2 separate regions of the Homo sapiens genome follow, and region 1 is linked to region 2. The links are chromatin contacts, found by Hi-C or POLR2A ChIA-PET in ENCODE. All regions are on one chromosome and are shown on one strand. The core of a region is the stretch at or near the end of the contact, and the rest is flanking DNA. Distances in the headings are between cores, read along the strand shown. Region 1 holds the start of ZNF740 (zinc finger protein 740). Region 2 holds the start of KANSL2 (KAT8 regulatory NSL complex subunit 2).

What was found. Hi-C counts contacts between places; a loop is a spot of excess contacts on that map. ChIA-PET counts read pairs that join two places held with the same protein, here RNA polymerase II (POLR2A). Pooled maps may share reads with other maps.
Region 1: a pooled map shows a loop between it and region 2 (7-fold over the local background). The contact joins the promoter of ZNF740 here to the promoter of KANSL2 in region 2. A Hi-C loop is called at or near these places in 1 of 50 pooled maps. POLR2A ChIA-PET finds 5 or more read pairs at or near these places in 2 of 52 experiments (H1 and activated T-cell).

What each region holds. Positions count from the first base shown.
Region 1 is chr12:53,177,092-53,182,868 of GRCh38, forward strand. It overlaps ZNF740 (zinc finger protein 740), which reads left to right and starts at 3,631. Exons shown (of 7, transcript NM_001004304.4): 1 at 3,631-3,746; 2 at 4,586-4,901. The coding sequence starts at 4,893. It overlaps CSAD (cysteine sulfinic acid decarboxylase), which reads right to left and starts at 3,834. Exons shown (of 17, transcript NM_001244705.2): 1 at 3,641-3,834; 2 at 2,011-2,051. RefSeq lists an enhancer at 3,100-3,658 and silencers at 3,321-3,410, 3,701-4,000, 4,354-4,648.
Region 2 is chr12:48,678,333-48,684,211 of GRCh38, forward strand. It overlaps KANSL2 (KAT8 regulatory NSL complex subunit 2), which reads right to left and starts at 3,906. Exons shown (of 10, transcript NM_017822.4): 1 at 3,855-3,906; 2 at 3,050-3,309; 3 at 1,323-1,501; 4 at 704-818. The coding sequence starts at 3,300. RefSeq lists an enhancer at 3,604-3,873 and silencers at 3,954-4,163, 4,204-4,253.

The sequences.
Region 1 (5,777 bases), core at 2,381-4,880, 4.5 Mb after region 2:
TATTCTTATATTTTATTTATATAATTTTTGTTTGTTAATCTGACATCTGGTCATGTTGCTGAACTCCATAGTTTTGATACATTGTCAATCGTTTCTCTTTGTAAGATGAATATATATGAAATCAAGGAGGCTTTAGGGTGGCCAGGAGCTCTCCTAAAATCTTAGTTTTAATAGTAAACATCCCTGGCTTGTTCCTAGCAAAGACAGAAATGTTTCAAATATTTTCCCATAAAGCATGACTTTTGTCTCAAAAGCTGAAAGATAAGTGAAAAAGAGAAAATATTTTAAATGCAGACGACAAAGAATAGTTATTATCCATAACACAGACAGGATTTCTACCATCAATAAGAAATATACAAATGATCTACCTTTTTTTAATGGGCAAAGGATATGAACAGACAGTTTACAAAAACAATTAAAATGGTCAAAGAGCAATAAAATAGTCCCACCTATTTGGAAGGCTGAAGTGGGAGGATCACTTGAGCTCACGAGTTGGAAACCAGCCTAAGGCAACAAAGCGTGGAGACCCATCTATTTATTTATTTATTTATTTATTTATTTTTTGAGACAGAGTTTCGCTCTTGTTGCCCAGGCTGGAGTGCAATGGCACAATATGGGCTCACTGCAACCCCCGCCTCCCGGGTTCAAGTGATTCTCCTGCCTCAGCCACCTGGTAACTGGGATTACAGGCACGTGCCACCAAGCCCAGCTAATTTTTTTGTATTTTTAGTAGAGATGGGGTTTCTCCATGTTGGCCCAGCTGGTCTCAAACTCCTGGCCTCAGGTGATCCGCCCACCTCGGTCTCCCAGAGTGCTGGGATTACAGGCGTGAGCCACCGTGCCTGTCCAGAGACCCATCTCTTAAAAAAAAAAAAGGCAATAAGAGAATATTAACTTCACTATTAATGACATGAAAATTAAAACAAATACTATTTTTCACCCATTAAACTAGTAACTGTATAAAAAATTCATAGCATACACTAAACATTGCCAAAGTTGTAGGAATAGGGAACATTCACACATGGTTCTGAGTAAACATGGGAGTTGTTACAAACTTTTACAATTCATTTTCACAGAATCTATTAAAATTTACATATCCGGCCAGGCATGGTGGCTCAATCCTGTAATCCTAGCACTCTAGGAGGCCGAGGCCAATGGATAGCTTGAGCCTAGGAATTCGAGACCAGCCTGGGCAACATGGCAAAACCCTGTCTCTACAAAAAACAAAAAAACAAAAAAAAAACTACAAAATTATCCAGGCACAGTTGCCCACATCTGTAGTCCCAACTACTTGGGAGGCTAAGATGGGAGGATTCCTTGAGCCCAGGAGGTTGAGGCTGCAGTGTGCCCTGACTGCACCATTGCACTCCAGCCTGGGCGACAGACCAAGACCCTATCTTTAAACAGAATGAAAATAGGGCCGGGTGTGGTGGCTCACACCTGGAATCCCAGCACTTTGGGAGGCCAAGGTGGGTAGATGACCTGAGGTCAGGAGTTCAAGACCAGCCTGACCAACATGGTGAAACTCCATCTCTACTAAAAAATACAAAAAAATTAGCCGGGCTGGCAGCAGGCGCCAGCTACTCAGGAGGCTAAGCCAGGAGAATTGCTTGAACCTGGGAGGTGGAGGTTGCAGTGAGCCAAGATTGTGCCATTGCACTCTAGCCTGGGTGACAGAGTGAGACTCCATCTCAAAAAAAAATAAAAATAAAAATAAATTTAAATAAAAGCACATATCCTATCTATAAATCCTTATAAATGCAAAAGGTAACTTTTTTTTCTTTTTTGAGACAGAGTTTCACTCTTATTGCCCAGGAAAGGCACGACTCTCGCCTCACCACAACTCCCGCCTCCCGGGTTCAAGTGATTCTCCTGACTCAGCCTCTCGAGTAGCTGGGATTACAGGCATGTGCCACCACGCCCGGCTAATTTTGTATTTTTAGAAGAGACGCGGTTTCTCCATGTTGGTCAGGCTGGTCTGGAACTCCCGACCTCAGATGATCCGCCCACCTCGGCTTCCCAACGTGCTGGGATTACAGGTGTGAGCCACCCTGCCCGGAGCAAAAAGATAACTATTTAAGGATGTTCATTATTGTATTGTTTATAAAGCAAAAAAATCTGAAACCTAAATGTTCATCAAGATGGGACAAGGCACACACATAAACTGGAATACTGTGCAACAGTTTTTTAAATGTTAGCTGACTCAGATGTCTAAAATACACTGTATGGCGCATTACAGGTGCTCAATAAATACTGGTTGAAAAGATTTTTGTATGAACACAGAAAAAAGCCTAAAAGCATATATACCAAACTGGTAAGAATGATTCCCTTCAGGAGCATGGGATAAGTAGAGGGGGAGAATAACCATTTTGTGTCTTTTATACTTTTGCGTTGTGTCGATTTGTAAAATAAGTAGGAGCTAATTTTCAAAAAAGATTTAAAAGACTTATTCCTGGTGATGTTTCTTTATCTCTCTCTTTCTCCATTTTGTCTCTATTTTAGAATGATCCTAAAACACAAAAAACGTACTTTCAATGGCCCAAATCATGGAGTGGCTCAGGGAAATGAAATCTGTCTACAAAAAAAAAAAAGTTGAGAATCCTTGTCTTTTTTTCATCATACAGTTTTTTTTTTCTTTTGGTATCACCATTACTTCTCCTAAAGTCACGACATAATATCACCTACAGCAGAAATGAGGACTTCAGTGGAATTGACATCTCCTTCCATCAAGCGCATTTGCAGTCCATCTTTAGCAGGACCTCTCTCTAATGGCTAAGGCTAGGCAGAAGAATTTGAAGACAGTCTGGTTTCCATTTTCCTAATGCAGCCTGGCCCAAGAGCCAGGACTCCCATAAGACTAGTCTACTGTGGGAGTCAGGGTCTTTTCCACGTGTGGAGGCTAGTGTTTGATGCTGGACGGCCTGGAGTAAAGGGCGAAGGGGAGAAGGTAACCAACCAGGCTGGCCTCGGGATTCGCAGAGGAGGGCTGGGGCTTTGACTTCTGCAGGGAGGTGAGCAGTGTGGCCAAGGGCTACTCAAGGAACGCCTCTGCGAGAATTCAGACTGTGGTTGAGCGCACAAAGCAAGAGTGTGCGAAGAAAAGTTAACGCCTCTCCCAGCTGACCCCAAAATCTGCTAATCTGGGCCTGACGGAAAAAATTCGGAGAAGAACCACCTCGGCCGAGTTACGTGAAAAGGCTGGGTACGAACTACTCTGGCTCTACTTGGGGCGCCGGCTCAGAGCGATGGGCAGGACGTCCGCGAGGAAGAAAGAGTGACGATGATTTTTCAAGGAGTCTGAACCAGCTCACCCAGCAAACCCTCCTCCCATCGAGCACCCAGCGTACAATCATCGAAGGGCCGAGGGTCCTGCCCTCAGTCTCGATGGCGGCCGGGGCGCGCCCCGGCCACGGCGCACGCGCCGGCCTCAGCGCTCCCTCCTCCATGCCCTCGGCGCACGGCGCCGCCCACTCACCCAGCTGCACCTCTCCGTGCGTCCCCAAGCTCACCCGCTCTGAGGCTGCCCCCGCTAGTCTAGCTGCCGAGCCCGGAAGTGGATGCAGCCGCTCGGCGGAGAGGACGAGGGGGAGGGGGAAGTGCTTCCGGGGAAACGGGCCGGGGTTGGTGTTTGTAAACTTGCCTCGGTCCCGGTGGGGGCAGCCGCGGCGGTGGGGTTGGCAGGGTGTGCTGGGGCCTGGAGGAGGCGCCGCGCGGCCAGGGAGCCAGCGGGAGGCCGCGCCTGGCAGGTAGGAGCAAGCCCCAAAGACCGCAGCGTCGTCCGTACAGACGGCAGCGCTTCAGTAGCTCGCAAGCCGTGGGGTGCCGCGCGGGAAGGGGGAGGGGAGGGGAGGAGGGGCGCGTGGCGAAGGGAGGGGGATCTCCGGGGGAGGGAGGGGAAAGGCCGTGCGCGCACACCGCCCCCTGCCCGCGCGTCCCGCCGCGTCCCCGGCCCGGGAGAGGGCTCTCGGAGGGGACGCGGGCGCGAGCACGCATCTCGCGCGCTTCTCGGCACTCTCCGGCTCTGCTCCCGGTTGGTGCAGCGGGTGCAGAGGCTGGCTGGCCGGAGCGAGGCGGGCGACACGCCGCGCCGGGCTTCGCCTGCCTGTCCTCCACCTCCGCAGCAAGTTTCCCTACCTTCGGGCGGACGGGGAGAACGCACACGTGTGGGCACTGCCAGTCCCGTTTCTGCCCGCCACCGAAGCACCCAGCGATGGCCCTTGAGCTTTCCTCCACCCTAGTCTTGCCGCCTCTGTAAAGTGCGAGCTTTTCGGGCCGGCCCACTGGGCACAAAAGCCCCAAAGGGTCTCCGCCCCCTTCTTCCATTCCTGAGATGGCAAATCCAAGCAACTTTCCTTTTGGCAGAGTTCCTCCATAGGAGGCCCCAATTACTTTTGCTCCTGTTGGCTTCCACTCCTTGCCCAGGAGACCAGTTCCTCCTATTGACCTAGAAAGAAAACTCTTCTTGACTCATGTCCTCGTTCTGAGCTTCACAGAGAGCGCCCAGCAAAAAAAAAATTCATATCGCACGTTGTAATGGCCTGAAGATGTTGCATTTAGCAGCCCCCCTCTTCCTTTCTGGTTTCAGGTTTCTGAAACAGATCGTGAGCTTCATCAAGAGAATTCAACTGGAAAACCAAGACTGGTAGACTCTCTTTTTCTTCAGACAATAGGCAGGAGCCAGGCAGAGTCCAGGGATTCTTGGAACACCTATCTTTTCTTCGGAGGACACTAAGTTCTATTTGAAGACAAAGTTCAATATGGCAACAGGACTGATGGGACACGAAGGAGTCGCTACCGTGATTTGGTGACAGTTCTTCAAAACGACAGTGTCTCAAGGAAAGGTGGACCTAGGAACTCCTGAACTTTTGGGTTGCCTTAAGTGAGAAATCAGCATGGCTCAGGTAAAAAGCTCTAGAGTCCTCCTCCAAGATAACTGGGAAGCCTGTTTGCAGTTTCACTCTTGAATGCTGCCTTAGTCAACATATTGACCAACCCCAGTGATCCAAGCTCTGTATTAAGCACCAGGGGGAGATCTAGAGGAAGGAAAGGAGACAGGCCACAGCCCCTGCCTTCAGGGAGCTTCCAGTCAAATGAAGGAGGTAGGCTATACTGCATCACAGGCACTGATGGGACATTTGCAAAGCAACGTGTACTCAGTTTACATTTGGTACATTAAGTGCTGAGGGGTGTAAGGGAGTGAATAGTACGGTGAATGCTTCTTTTGTTTTTTTCCAACAGGAATTTATTGAGTTCCTGTTGCATGCAAGGCATTGTGCTGGGAATACAAAGATGAATACGATTGTCCTTGTCCCCAGTGAGCTTCCAGGCTAGTTGGGGTCGGGAGAGGGATGGAAAGCCATTTATTTTTATATTCACAATGCCTTGTATAGTGGCTGGCTAGTAGTAGAGACTCTGAATCTGTTGATTGAGGAATGTGCAATAATAGGGGTATGTACATAGGAGAGAACAGTACTTCTGCTTGGATAGAAAAAGAAGATGGAGGTTGAAAGATGCATAGGATTTTGCTAAACAAGCGAGAAGGGTGTTTGGACAAAAGGAACAGCATGGGCAGGAGCTTAGAGTCATGGGAAAATGTGATGAGGTTCCGAGTACTGCAGGTTGTTTGATAGTTACGGAGTAAGGGATTTAAATGGGGATAGTTATGGAGGTAGTATTGACAGTGATAGGTGAGGAAGTTGTTCCCTGCAGTAAGCAGAGTGTAACCCAAAGGCCTTTTATGCCTCGCTAAGTTAAGCAGCAGAGTAGCATCAGATCAG
Region 2 (5,879 bases), core at 2,656-5,155:
TGAAGAGCAGAAGCTTACTAAGATATAAACCTGATTAAGATATAATCACTTTTGGGTTTCTAAATCGGTTTCTCTTTCTTAGGCATGAAACCAAACTCTTGAATACCTTTTTATTCTTCTTTTTAAAAAAAAAATCCACACACAAAAAAACACTAAATGCTTGAGCTGATGAATATGCTAATTACCCTGATTTGATCATGACACAAGGTTTACAAGTATCCAAACATCACACTGTACCCCATACATTGTACAATTGTCAATTTAAAACAATATATAACTTTAAAAAATTTATAAATCCCATAAACACGACATTTTGCAGAAGTATTCAACTACAATCACATTATTCCTGAGGTTTAGGCCAAGCACCCATTCACAACCATTTTCTCTTCTCTAAACTGGTCTGACCATTTCTCAATCCACCTCCCACACTCCCATGTCTAAATTTCCTGTTTTCTCCCCTATACTTTCTCATACGTAGAATTTGGTGTTCAAACTTTTTTTAAATTACAAGGCTTCTAAAAAAGAATCATCCTGCCTTGAAGCAAGACGACAATGAACCATGCCACTTTTATATACAGAACCTCTTACTGCTGACAAATAGCTGTCTTCAACCCTCCTAGGTTACTAATTTATTAACAGCATGCAGCACTACATTCCACATACTAACTACATTTCAAATGCCTTATGTGGAGTTACAACTTACTTTAGGGGATCTTCTTGATCACTGTCTATGCTATCAGCTTCACTGTCAGGGTCACCTCTCCATGTCTGATCCACAGTAATGGGTTCCTGCTCCCCATCACTCCAGCTGTCTTCATCTGAGGCAAGGAAGGGAGAGCAGCCATTAAGACTTCCCACCTCTGTAACTCCACCACACAAAACTAGATTACTTTTATCAACCCAAACCTTGAAATTTTAAAAACAAAACAAAAAAAAAAACACTTAGTACAAAGGTACTGGCAAATAAAAACGCTTTAAGAAAATACAACCCAAGTAAGATTACTTACAACATAAATGAGTAAACCATGCCCTCTCAAACAGAAAAATCAACTTAAAATTACTGTTTCCTGAAATTACCTAACAAAGCTGCTGAGCATTAAAAAAGCAATGAAAGAAATGGTCACCAACTCAGGAAAGTAAACCTAGGCAAACACAACTTCAAATTCAAAAGAACTGGTAAACAACAAAGCAATCCCAGCATTCTCACCAAATTCCTGATGAATTAACAATATTGCCAAATAGATCAAGGCATTGTGCTAACCCAAAATAGTTCCCCCTTAACTTTCTTCCTCCTTTTTCATTCCAGGAGAGAAGGTCCTTACCTAGTATTCGGCTGGCTTCACTGCGACTACTTTCTGGAGTCTGAGACCCCAGCTCTGTCTTAGCATATGAGCTCAGCTGGCACAGGAGTGTTTCACCCACAGGCCCTGGGTTGGTCTTCTTCATTTGAGCATGAAGTGCCAGGGCATTCCTACGGACATGTTCAGCACAGAAGGACACCCTGAAGAGACAAAACATTAATATTTTATAAGTTCCTTCTTGAAAGCGTTCAATAATGTTCACAGTCCCTAATCTTTAAATCATTTTTAGGGAATTAAAATGACTATTACATTCATTTCTAAAAATGCAAGTCAGAGGAATTTAACTGGCCCAAGGTCAACTCATTTGACTTTATTAAAGGGAAATAACAGGACGGATGAAGTGGTTCACCCTTGTAATCCCAGCACTTTGGGAGGCTGAGGCAAGGGATTGGGTCTTGCTCTGTTGCCCAGGCTAAAGTGCAGTGGTGCAATCATAGTTCACTGTAGCCTTAAACTGCTTGGTTCAAGCGATCCTCCTGCCTCAGCCTCAAAGTAGCTAGAACTATAGGCATGCACCACTGTGCCCAGCAAATTTTTTTTAGTTTTTTGTAGAAACGAAGTCTATGTTGCCAAGTCTGGTCTGGAACTCCCAGGCTCAAGTGATCCTCCCACCTCAGCCTCCCAAGTAGTGGGGACTACATGTCCACGCCACTATGCCCAGCGAGTTTTTTAATCTTCTGTAGAGACGGGGTCTCACTGTATTGCCTGGGTTGGTCTCCAACTCCTGGCCTCAAGTGATCCTCCTCCCGTGGCCTCCCAAAGTGCTGGGATTACAGGCATGAGCCACTGCGACCAGCCAGGGACACAATTTTAAAACTATAAGATACGTAAAAAATTATCTAGTCAGGTTATGTTTTTGCATGGATACCTTTGCATACATGATGAAAACTATGAAGCCTCTTACAGAAGAATACACACATATATAACTTTGCATGTTATTTAACAAAATTCATGGACAGCCAAATAGAGCCACACACCCCTCCATTAAGAAGAATTTTAGGGGCCAGGTGCGGTGGCTCACTCCTGTAATCCCAACACTCTGGGAGGCCGAGGCGGATGGATCACCTGAGGTCAGCAGTTCAAAACAAGCCTGGCCAACATGGTGAAACCCCGTCTCTACTAAAAAGTACAAAAATTAGCCGGGCATAGTGGCGCACGCCTTAAGTCCCAACTACTTAGGAGGCAGGAGAATCGCTTGAACCTGGAAGGAGGAGGTTGCAGTGAGCCGAGATCTCCACTGCACTCCAGCCTGGGGAATAAAGCAAGAATCTGTGCGCCGCCCCCCCGCCAAAAAATTAACTTTAGGGCCGGGCGCGGTCGCTCACGCCTGTAATCCCAGCACTCTGGGAGGCCGAGATGGGAGGATACCTTGAGGCCAGGAGTTTGAGACCGGCCTGGTCAAAATAGCAAGACCCCATCTCTCTTAAAAAAAAAAAAAAAAAAAAAAAGACTAATTTAGAATATGCCTTTATTTTACAGATAAGGGAAAAGAACCAAAGAGGTGAACTAAGTAATCCAACTCAAGGGTCTTTCCAGTCTTCACCGTTTTTTCAGTTTTCCAAGGATACAACCATAACCCCAAATTTACAAGGACAAAATCTCAAACGCGGCAGCTATGCTGAAGCCCGCATCATATCACATACCCCCTCGCTTTAAGAAAAACGACATATATATCTATACATATATACCCATCTTTCTTCTCTGGCTTTGGGGCAGCATTGGGACATCTTTTTCCATTCTTCGTCGATATATAACTACACTGCTTGAAGGGTGCATTCTTGTCTTCAAGGATATGCTTAATGCAAAACTCCTGCCCCTCCAGACGAGGGTGAGAGCATGGACGATGAGTGAATGCACAAGACAGAGGTTCCTGAGACCTGGGCACTGGAGTGATCCTCCCCCGATTGGTTGGCAAGACGTGAATCCGAATCCTGTTCATAACCAAAACCTGCGGGGTCAAACGAAAGACCAAAAAGCCCTTACCCTTCCCGAAAATTCCTGCTCCACACAGATCGCGCGGACAGTTTCCAAAGGACATGCAGAAGTCGTCCCCGTAAGGTACGCTCCGTAAGTCCCCGCCGCCCTCCCCAAGTCTCCACAGGCATCTGTGGCTTTGCCTCCCTTTAGCGTGTCCCTCCATGCCCGGCCCCACCCCGAACCACACCACGCTGAATGTATCTTCAGGACTCGCACAGCTGCAGCACGAAGGGAAGCGACAACACCAGCCCCACGCGGCGGCCACGCCGCCTCCCCGCACGCCGCCTTTGTCCCGGCCTGCCTCAGAGCGCACGACTGGGCCTGGCCTCGGAAGCCTATGCGAGCGCCATTTTGTCCTACGGCTCCAGTCACCGGAGATCCTGGCTCCTGGAAGCCTGCAGGAAGGAGACTGACTCTGACACTGCTTTGAGGCGGAGTAGCAGCTCTGAGCTGACAAAAAGAGCGAAATAGCAGCCCAACCGCAAGAGCTTAGAGGAAAGAGCACCGCCATCTTACCTCAGGAGCTGCGCTGCGCCGCACTCTGCCGCGCCGCTCGCCCTTCTCTAGTGGCGCCAGCGGCTCTCAGATCGGCCTCGCCCCTTTCCGGACTCCTGGCTACTCATTGGCTACCGCTCGTATGACAGGATGTCGCCATTGGCCGAGACCAACTACCTATCGTGTCTGGGAGGGCGGAGCGCTGAGAAAATGCGAGGTTGGGGTGGCTAAGACAGACTGTCTGTCAGCAACTCCGCCCGGAGGAGAGTGAGCCGGGGAAGGGGGCGGAGAGCGGGCTGCGGGGCGGGTTGCCAGCTAATATTTTTCCACCTTGCAGCGTGGCTCGTTTTCCGGCTACTTTTGGACCCTCAGTCTGTGGTCCTAGGCTGCTGTTCCCTCACCACTGTACACAGCTAGTATAAAATCAGACAGACAGGCCGGGCGCGGTGGCTCACGCCTGTAATCCCAACACTTTGGGAGGCTGAGGCTGGCAGATCACCTGAGGTCGGGAGCTCGAGTCCAGCCTGAGCAACATGGAGAAACGCCGTCTCTACTAAAAATACAAAATTAGCCGGGCGTGGTGGTGCACGCCTGTAATTCCAGCTACTCGGGAGGCTGAGACAGGAGAATCTCTTGAACCTGGGAGGCGGAGATTGCGGTGAGCCGATATCGCGCCATTGCACTCCAGCCTGGGCAACAAGAGCGAAACTCCGTCTCAAAAAAATATATAAATAAAAAATAAATCAGACAGAGGCTGGAGGATCACTGTTTACACATAAAAAGTCTTTAGCTTTCTTTTGTGAACAGTTCAATACATGTACTGAACATTTGGTATAGAGAACACTGAGAAACATTTTTTGGGTGTTTACTGATTCTGGGAATTACATGTATAAAGTCATTGAATTTTTCAAAGCAACCCTAAGAGGTACAGGTTAGTATTATGTCCATTTTACAGATAAGAGGACTGAGGAACAGAATGGGACCATAGCTATTAAATGGGAAAGGAAGACGAATTTGAACCCAGCCCGCATTCTTTATCCCTTATTGCCTCTTATATAGTAAAGAGCATTGGACTGAGAATAAGGAAATATTTGTTCTAGTTTAGGGCTGCTTCTCATAACTGTGTGCCCTGTCTTTAAAATTCCATGCTAAATAATGCAGGTATCATAAAAATGACAGACACAATACCAATCATACCATCCTTTAAGGATTTTTAGTTTAAAAGCATCTTTCTGTCATCTCCACCACTTGTAGAAATGATTCCTAGCTTTCTTCCCATAACCCTTCTAGACATTTTTTGCTTTCCAGCATCTCTTATCTCCTCACTGTCAGTTTAAGAAAGATGTTTTATCCATGCCTAACGAGCAAGTGAGCATGAGTCCCAGTGGAAGTGAACATAAAGATTCCACAGCCCTCAAGAAAAACACTAAGGCTGGGCGTCATGGTTCACCACTGTAATCCCAGCACTTTGAAAAGCTGAGGTGGGAAGATCACCTGAGCTCAGGAGTTCGATCCCAGCCTGGGCAATATGGAGACACCTCATCTCAAATAAATAAATAAATAAATAAATAAATAAATAAATAAATACACTATAGGACCGATAAATTATTAAAAAAAAAAAAAAACCTTGGGGGTTGTGCTGTTTCCAGAGACTAGAGCAGCCCTAGAAGAAGGCCTGAAATTCATTCATTCAACGAATATTTATTGAGCACCTAAGTGCCAGGAGAGAACAAGGAAGATAACCCTGCTCTCTTGGAGTGAACATTCTAGGATAGCTTTGGATTATGGATGCAATACAAACATAATATTAATAACAATGATTTATATACATAAGCAAACAGACCAACCCTCAGGAGTACGAAAAAAGATGTTTTGTTATAAACACCCTATAATTAAAAAACAGCCAGAGGCAGTCATGTCACAGAAAATTTGGGAATCCGAATCTGCAACCAAATGTAGTAATATCAAAAAGCAACATTAAAACTACTGTAGTGAACAATATGAAGAGACACAGGAATAGATGGGGAAGAAACAAAAGACTTTCTT